2 separate regions of the Homo sapiens genome follow, and region 2 is linked to region 1. A link is a contact called in ENCODE Hi-C data. All regions are on one chromosome and are shown on one strand. Each heading gives the region's core, a stretch centred on a gene start or an enhancer-like site at or near the end of the contact. The rest is flanking DNA. Distances are from core to core; before and after follow the strand shown.

Region 1 (4,816 bases), core at 1,370-3,869:
AATGAGCATCACCCAAAGACGAATAAAGATAATTTGTACCTGCTCTTTTGGGGAAGGGGTCAGTGTATACTCAGCAGTAAGAGAAATAGGCAAAAGCATGATTCCGCTATTGCCTTTATTTGGACACAAATAAGGTAAAAATTAGACACAAAAGGACAAATGTTATATGATTCCATTTATATGAGGTACCTAAAATAGTCAAGAAACAGAAAGTAGAATAGTGGCTATCAGGGATTAGGAGAAGAGAAGTAATGGAAAGTTACGGATTAATGAGTATAGAATTTTAGTCTGGATAGATGAAAAAGCTCTGGAGATGGATAGTGGTGACGACTGCACAACAGTCTAAATGCATTTAATGCCAATGAATTATTCACTTAATAATGGTTAGCATGGCAAAGTTTGTAATGTGTATTTTACTTCAATAAAAAAGCTGAAAAAAATCATTTCTATAATCAGAATTTTTAAAACAAACTTTTTCAAATATCATACAAACAGAAATAGAACAGAAGGAAGAAGAAAATGTAATCATTGCTACTAACCTGAAACGGACGCCATTCTTTTTCTTTCCAAATTTGTTTCTAAAATAATCCAAATTTCTTTCTAAAAATAAAAGCACAACAGTGACAACAAGTTTTTAAAAATAGTACTATTAATGATGTTCACTCAACAGTAATCTGTCATTCCTAAGCACGGAAAATGTTAGAAAGTAAATTATATATTGCAGTGACCTTTCAAATAAGAACCACATGGTTCTTTTGACACTAATTTTTTATGGAAAACTCTATATTTCAGCTTAATAACCCACAACACTCAGAACGACTAACTCTCTAGATTTCAGAGAAGTGTCCAAAGTCACATAAACGTATACATGACAAATACAGTAGCAATGACACTCAGCAAACATCCACAAGATACAAAGTGATGTAACAAAAAACAGCAAACATTCAACAGGTCTAGCACCAATTGCTATGTGACTAAATTACTATGTTAGGCAAAGTTGCATATGCTGTTCCTCCAAGCCTCTTTCCCTACCTGTAAAACTGGGAGGATGGCAATCTTATAAATAAGTTGGATAGATTCAAATGTACCAGATTAAGCAAAATACATCAACATAAATAATAAAATTAATCATCTAACATTTTATTGAGCCCTTGCGTTAAAGAATTACAATATAAGCCCAATCTTAAAAGAGAAACTGGTATTCTACAGAAAAGCTAGATTTTCTAAGTTAGAGGTGGGGGGAGGGGAAAATGGTTTGTAATGATTTCTAAGTATCTATGAATGACTAAAACCTAAGCATGCATATGGACAAGTGGAAAATGGGGCTGGAGAGTAGAAACTTTAAATTCCCCATAATCCTAAAAACACCTCTTCTATCTCTCTAATATGGACATTTTCTAAAACTAAGATGCTCTCCAAAAGTCACTTCTGCAACACCTATCCTTAGACTGCTGACCTTACGCCCTTTCTACACAGAATTCTGAAGCCACCACTAGGCCGGAAAGATAGGCTGACTCTTTTTTGCCTTGCTAAAGAATGTGGAATAACCACACCATTAAAAGAAGGCTAAATAGGAGAGTAAACCAAGGATTTCTAATTCTTGATCTATACAAACATCTCTTCACGTAATGAAAATGTAACATTCCTTCCATAGACTGTAAGGTCCTTTAGCAGGGCTGGGGTTCAATCTCTTCACCTTTGTATCCGCACAGCCCAGGAAAATGCCTTGATGTAGTGAGGGCTCAGGTTTGCTAAGGTAGCAGGGGCTGTTTCTACCCTTATGAAAAGACACAGTCTATATCCAATTCTCCCCCACGATTTTAAATGACTCCTTTGATTATGCGGTTAAAAGACTGCTCCTTCCCAAAATGATGTGATTTAACAGCAAAAGATATCTCAACATAAAATGTATCCAGAAATTGAACTACAGCAGGTCTGTCACTCAGCAGTATAAGCTAGGCATCCACAGGAAGAATGTTACAGGGTGACAGCCAGTCATCAATGTTGGAGGAAACGCCACTGAGATACCATAGGCTAAATCCTCTCTCTCCCCGCCACCTGCATTTAGAGGCAATAGTAATTTAATATTAATAACGCCCGCCCTTCCGCTACTGTGAAGCAGGGGGTGGAAGAAGCATCCCCAGTAGTATTTACCAACAAATGGCAGCTGCTAATAAACAGGCTTTGGTGGCCAATCCTCCTGCATGGAAAAGAATGGGGAGATCAGAAGACCGGTCAGCAGGCGAACGTGCCCCTAAAGGCCCGAGTTCTCAGAGCAGGGCAGTGATTAACTTTCCGGTTTCTCCTCCGCCAATGTGTGGGCGAAAGGAAGTGATCCGCTACAGACCGGCCTCGCCCTGCAGCAGGAAAGGGAAGGATGAAACAAAAAGCGCACACCCTTGACCCTTCAAAGCTGTAACAGTAGTTATCCCAGAGCCTCTCCCCACCGAGAAGCCCGGTCTAACTCTCCGGTGTTTGACTGTCCGGTGTCCGACTGTCCTGTGTCCGACTCTCCGATCTCCGACTCTCGGATCTCCGACACCAAAGCACCCAGGCCTCGAGCAGATCTTTCCGCTACTCGGGAGTAAAATCTTCCCGCCAGCCAGCTGAGAGCATCCACCCTTCCGGGTCGGTCCGTTCAGCCAATCACAGATAACTCCCTTCTCTAATTGGTCAAGGGGTGTGGTCACCATGCGCGTCACCGAACAACATTACGAGTTATTGGTTGAGATTGGAAGCAGGTTTCGCCAATAGGAAGCGCTCTTAAAGCGGCAGTGAGGGTGGCTGCGTGTTTCCGGAAGACGTGGCGGCTCTCGCCTGGGCTGTTTCCCGGCTTCATTTCTCCCGACTCAGCTTCCCACCCTGGGCTTTCCGAGGTGCTGTCGCCGCTGTCCCCACCACTGCAGCCATGATCTCCTTAACGGACACGCAGAGTAAGCACCTGCTCCGGGGCCCCCGCCTCGAGCCGCGCACACCCATCGCCCGGCTGGGTCTCGCCCCTCCGCCGGGGTCAATGAATGAAGCTCTGGGTTGGGGGCGGTGGCCTGCGAGACAGAGCTAGGGCTGCTGGGACCCTAAGGGGCTGCCTTCGGGATGCCGGGGCTAGACTTGGACTGGCGGACCTGACCTGGGAGAAGAGTCTGTGGGGCAGGGTGGGACGCCCTATGTTGGGAGGGGAGCTTTAGCCCAGAGTCTGTCTCATTCCAGGGTCGCGCTGATCTCCTCATCCCCAGTGAGATGGGCGCTTTGTTCTAGGGGCTTGCCACAAGAGAAAGTTTGCGTGGTGCCCGCGGCCCACTCTCGGGATCGTTTATGCGCATGACACACTTCGGGTCCTCTACAAGTCCCTGGCTGGCTGGTTATTTGGGAGGCGGTATTTTAAATGTCACCTACAGTAGGCTCTTTTTGAAAATGTCCTTACGCTTAAATGTGGCATTTTGAATATTCGCTTTTTGCCAGTACTGTAAGCAACCTTTTAGAAGTCTCTTGAAACATTCTCACTTTTCTACCTGCTAAAGTTTCAAGCAGTAGAGAAAAGCCACTTTGTGTGCCATTAAAGGATATATTTCGTTAGTATTGTATATTGTGCTTTGTGGCTTGTTTTATTATTTTAGCATCGCTCTCTGCCTGCCACAGAGTTCTCCAGGCCTATTTCATCTCTAAAGCTAGCATTGATATCGGTTTCCTTTTCTTTCATTATAATATTTCCACTTTCCTACTGCTTTTTGTTAATATTAATAATTTTTGTATTTATGTCTGCCCAAGCTCTGTACCTCATATTTTGATGTTCATAAGAGTCTCTTTTTGTCTCACTTTGCTTTATCTGCCACGCCTTTCATTTCACTCCAGTTAACTCAGATTTTCAATATTTTAAGACTTAAACAGTGAATTGAAGTGAAAAATAGAAGTTTATTTAAAATGCCCTATTTTAAAGTGGAGTCTTCTTGTGGAGATTCAAGTCATGGCAGACCAACTTCACAGAGCTTCTAAGGCCTCCTACACACACTGCCACCCCCCAATCAGGCTGTCTTCCCTCCTGAGGCTGGACTGGGGCTGCCTCTTGGGGCCACCTGCCCCAAGGTTGCCGCCCACTTTGGTCCATTGGCCTGGCCTGTTCTGATCAAAGAAAATAAAAGTGTAGTCTTGAGGGGATAGGAATCTAGTGTAATAATAATTACTGGCAATTATATAAAGGTATTTTCTTTCAGTTAACCATGTGCTTTCATGTGAATCATTATGCATAATTCTTATAAGAGCCCTGTAAGGCTCACAGAAGCATGCCCCTTTCATAAGTTAAATGAGGCACAAAAGAAATTGAGTGCATGGTCAAAGAAAAAGTGACAGAAACAAAACTTGATCCCAGGTGTGCTGGCTCAGAAACCTTTTGCACTGTACCCCACTATCACCTAAGAAGACTTGATATAAACTTTATTTGAGATCTGAGAATAATCTGTGCATAGAAATTATATTTTTGAAGACTTAATATAGTGATGAGTGCCTGCTTTATAAAAACAAGAGAGTGGGTTTGGACTATGGGCATTCTCCCTGAGAAGCATTCTCCTCACTTCATTAAATTTTGTGAGGGCAATGAAATTTTACTCTTTGCTGTTCACTTGTCACATGTTTTAGGTGAAACAGTGGATTGAAACATAAAACGATTAGTGAACCAAATGCATTTTGGATTTCAAATTGTGTTTGTGTGTGAGTGTGTTTAACTGCAGGGATTGGCCATCATTCAAGTGATTTGTCAGGATTATTCTGGGATTTTGGTTTTTAGAGAGTGGCCAAGCACTGCTCAGAGTAGAATAAATGGAAA
Region 2 (4,816 bases), core at 685-3,184, 1.2 Mb after region 1:
CATGTTTCATTCCTCACATTTTAGTTTCATGTTTTAGTTTGATTCTATGTTTTTAGACTGATAGCAAATGATTACTTGATACATGTAAGTTCAGCGTTATATGTTGAGGCAGTTATATAATTAAATAAGGAACACTTAGGGCATTGATCTTGTACACTTAAAATCTGACAAATGACAAAATGTGAATTAAGCATAAATAGTCATGGCAGGAGGGCTTTTGTTTATTTCTCTTGTTTTTGTTTAACTGTATTTTTAATTTTGTCTGGTGGTAAGAGGGAGGTAATTATTGTATGGAAAGAAGTTAGATCTTTCAGATAGATAAATAGGCTTCAGGTTTTGAAGTCTGCTCTGTGTAGTTGAGCAGTCATGGTTAACTTTACTTAGAAAATTAGTCTGACAAGCTTTGCACTTCGGTCACATAAGTGCCCATGTACAAAGTTGGCTTACTGGATCTGCATATTCAAAATATGCAACTACAAATTTATCCTCTGAGAAATCTTCTGAGGAGTCTAATGTATTCCAAATGACTTAATATTCTCAGACAAATGCTTTAAAATACTTGGATTATCTCAAGATTTTTGAAGCTAATAAAGTAAATAGAAACACAGGCCATTTTAAATGGTAAATTCTAGTTACATAAATATAATCTTAAAGTATGTTTGTATCTGTAACAGTGTTAGACCAGATTTGGTTTCTACCTCCCCAATGTTATAAATGTTCACTTTTGTTTTTATAAACCATATTACTGTAAGATCAATAGAACTTTGCCTAGTTAAGTGAATGGAACCAATTAAACAACTAGTAGCTTTTTATAATGTTAGTGTGAACTTGAAAAATTGTTTTTGGTGGAATTTTTGTCTGTGGTTAGAACATTTTCATAAAACAGATAAAGAATGTGTAATACTCTTAATTTTTTTTTTTTTTTTTTTTTTTTTTTTGCTTTCTGCCTTCTAAAGTGCAACAGTATATATCTTGTAGAACTGTGGGAGGAGAGAAGATAATTTTTCTACCTTACTCCATATTCTTACTTCAAACTATTTTGAATAGAGGTTCACTGAGCCATTGCTGATAGACTGTGCATAGCTACTAGCTGTCACACTATTGTAGGTTTTTTGGAGAGATTCATAGGGAAGTGAATGTAACCAGGAATAAAGGCTCTCACTTTAGCTCTGGGACTATGCAGTGGATCTTGGGAACAAAATAAGATATCTAATCTATTTTCCCCATTCTGGCTAGATTTTGGTTGTTGTGATGCTCCTACTTCCTGTATAGGTTTTTGGGATCATGGTGCAGGCTAGTAATAGGATTCAGAATTGCTTCCCTTTTATATCGACCATGTAAGGGATTCTAAAGGAGGGTAAATCTCAAAGTGCTCTGAAATCATCCCTCTAAAATCTGTCCTGTGGTGTGCTAAGATGTCTGTTGCCTTTTTATGTTAAGCTAAGGAACTTGAATGCCTTACCTAATAACTCAACTAGTAGTAAGCTCATTTTGTAAATATGAAAATGGCTGTAAGAAGTGGCATTCATGTATATTCAATGTTAGTCAATAGACCATAGTGGCCTGGATGCTTTAACAAGCCAAATTCCGCAATTTTTTTTCCTTTTTTCCCCTTCATACTTGTATGATCTCACCTGACCAGTGATTTCTTTTCCTCCTAACCCCATGCTACCACCATTTTCTGGAAATCAAAGAGATGTGGTAGTAAATCATACAGTACACACGATCATCTGAGATCAATATGAGCACAAAACTCATCAAGTAGGTCTGCCTGGAATGTATATAAAAAATGTAAATAAAAATTTGTAAATTAGTGTGAACTGTATCTTGCATATGAGACTGTGTATTGTTTTGCATTCTCTTCCCTTTTGTAGAAATTTTTCTGTAAGGAAATGATTCAGCTTGTTGGTTTTAGAGTAAAAATAGCCAACAGTTGTGGCTACACAGTGAGATCACAGGAACTGGAAATAGGGTTTGTCGGCTTTGGTTAATGTCAGTACTCATTTATTTAGCCTCTCAGTGCTTAATAAGACTTTTCTTTATTTTTTAGTTAGCCGTTAGGTTTTGTGAGGTTAGATTCCTGGAAGCAGTGAATTTATACACTGTTATATTAATAGAGCTCCGTTCTTTGAGTCATGATTCCAAGCTAAAGGAAATTAAAAATGTAATTTAATAATTTCCTATTTTTAGGGTTGTTAATTTTTTTCTACAAAAAAACCTTGAAATTTTAGATATCCCAATGTGAATCTAATTTCCATATATACAGAAATTAGACAAATAATAAGTCTTTAGTTCAACTTAAGCATATCTCAAATGACTTCTCTAAATTTAAAGTTGATCATGATAGGATCATAAAAGACAGAAAAGACTTAAGTAATCTTGTAATGACAATTATTTCCATTTTTGCTGAACTAAAAATATTTAACTTCATAAATATGTTACTACAGCTTCCAGATTTAAAGAAAAAAAGTTTCCCCCACTCTCAATTAAAAGTTAGAACCCTCCACTTTTAAAATTATACAAATATTTCTTTTTTACATTACACAGAAGCCTTCTGTACCATTTTACGAATTTCTGTCTTCATAATATAAGTGAAAATACTGTCATTTCAATTTTCTGCTTTAAATTGTTTTTAATAAGCATTCCAAAGTGATACAGACTTAAGCTTTTAATCAATCAGTCATTCAGTTGATAGACAAAGTTAGCGATGCTTTATGCTAGGAAACTTGTTGACAGTAACCTGTGCGACTTTATGCAGAAGACAAATGCTAGTAATTATTATGCACAGAGGAAAAATCATTTTAAGTATGTGGTAAAGCAGCTTCATCTTTCAAAATTGATTTGCTCTGGTTTTTCTTTAGTCCATTAGATTCCAGAATGTCCTTTTACTGGGAATTTAGTTATGTATTAAGATAACCTGTTTTCAGTTCTTTTTGAAAAGAAGACATTATTTATATTGAACCACCTTATTTTAAAATTTTTAACTTTTATATACCACTTGTGTGATTCCAGTGTCATGTCTTGGGTTTGATGTCGTTGGACAGAAAAGTGTATCAATTATTTTAAATGAATTTTTCCCCATGTTTGAGGCTTAGTCTGTAAATGTGTTGCTGTAACAGAAAATACTTGGGTATGCATTACTTGAATACTTGAAAACTGAAATTAATAAGATGTATTACATAATGAATTAGATTTCTCTGAACAGTTTTTACACTGAAAATCTTCATTTCTGGATTGCAGTTTGAAATGGAATGAAGACCTGAATTATTTGGGTAGAAAAAATTATGATAGTGCTTATAAGAACTGTAAACTGTTTTAAACTATTTTGTGTTTGACGCATCAAACTTCAAGTTTTTTGTAAGTTTCTCTCCTGAAATTTTCTTTCTCTTCTATACTTTATGCACTTACTATACTACTGATGTAATAAAAGAGCAGGGTTAAAAATATTGTATCTGTATTCATTGTGAATCCTGTAGCTTTTCTAGTTAACAAAAAATCGCTTTCTAAAATACTCTTAATCCCATTGTTTTGGTTAACATCTTACCCATTTGTTGTATTTCAAATGCCATTAATCATTTTAGTACAACACCTATGTTTATAAAAATTTGAAAACATTACATATTGTATTTAAAACTAATTAGTGAAGAGTAAGAAAAAAACTAGCCAACAGAATTGTAGGTGATGCATTAGTTAAATTTCAAAACTCATAATAAAGGAACTTTCAGAGATTGGTTGAAACCCAGTGGTATCCCTGTAAATTAGCTCCTGTGACTGGAAAAGACCCCAAAAAGGCAGTAGAGGAGATTAGTGTTTACTTGCTGTGGTTGTGGTGTGCTGCTACTTAATTATAGGTAGTGACACACTGAAATTCTTATTTGTCCAATAATCTGAAGTAGTTTCCTATATTTATCTGTACTAAATTGACTATAAATTGAGTCTGCAAAGAGGAAACTTTTTGACTGTACTGTATTTAGGAGCCTTTGTACAGCTTGGTCAAATTTCCATGATATGAAGTATTTGAGTTTTAAAATATACTGTTATTAAAAGGAAAAAGACATGGCCATTATTCCATGTGCTTAAATGATAATTTCCTTATTCAGTTTCAGAAGAAAAAGAATGAAATTGGGTAACTGTCATTGCGTTAGCTTTATGTTGAATTGGGAAATTGTGGCATAAAGCTTAAATTCGTGTTTATCAAATGTGAACCATAGTAGTATAATGCTGCTTTGTATATAATGTAAGTGCTACAAATAGTCTCAGCACTGAAAATGTATTGATACCTCTTAAATGAATGCAACTTTTGATGTAGGTGTTTTGCTATGCCTCAGAAAATATCTGTCTGAGAATTTGTTAATCTGTTTGATAATGAAGATACTTCCTGTTTTCTTGTTTCATATTTTCATGTTCAAAATTTAAGTTTTACATTTTTACTACTGTTAATTTAAATAAAATTTGTTCTGTGGATAAAATGAGGTTGGCAGTGAAGAAAATTAAAAACAGCCTCATTCATGTAACTGGTTAAGTAAAAATACATTTTCACTATGTGTTCATAAACTTTTAATGAAGCTGTTTGTCTTTCAGTTCAAATATAAGTGATGTTTAGGCTTTATTTCTGTTAATAAGGCTTTTTACCATTGATTAAATGAAGGAATGTATCTTTTTGAAGAGATTTATATTCTGTAAATAAAAATTCGTTGTAACAATAAAGTTGAGTTCTAACTACAGTGTATTCATAAATTTTATTGTTACTTCAACTTATTTTTGAGGTTTTCCTTGTGAATATCTGCAAACACAAGACTTTCCAAAGTTAGTGTAT

The links. Hi-C counts contacts between places; a loop is a spot of excess contacts on that map. Pooled maps may share reads with other maps.
Region 2: a pooled map shows a loop between it and region 1 (5-fold over the local background). The contact joins the enhancer-like site here to the promoter of RECQL in region 1. A Hi-C loop is called at or near these places in 2 of 37 single-sample maps with no recorded cell type and 3 of 50 pooled maps.

What each region holds. Positions count from the first base shown.
Region 1 is chr12:21,499,016-21,503,831 of GRCh38, forward strand. RECQL (RecQ like helicase) reads right to left here and starts at 2,620. Exons shown (of 15, transcript NM_002907.4): 1 at 2,155-2,620; 2 at 540-600. The coding sequence starts at 555. It overlaps GOLT1B (golgi transport 1B), which reads left to right and starts at 2,774. Exons shown (of 5, transcript NM_016072.5): 1 at 2,774-2,933. The coding sequence starts at 2,909. RefSeq lists enhancers at 1,904-1,973, 1,994-2,043, 2,084-2,273, 2,414-2,473, 2,424-3,131 and 2 more.
Region 2 is chr12:22,685,942-22,690,757 of GRCh38, forward strand. ETNK1 (ethanolamine kinase 1) reads left to right here. Exons shown (of 8, transcript NM_018638.5): 8 at 1-4,724. Among named protein-coding and RNA genes, the nearest start is that of LINC02955, 12 kb to the right of the region's middle. Within about 2 kb of position 1,935, at least 2 of the 41 ENCODE cell types and tissues checked have a DNase peak (open chromatin) inside an H3K27ac peak, as active enhancers do.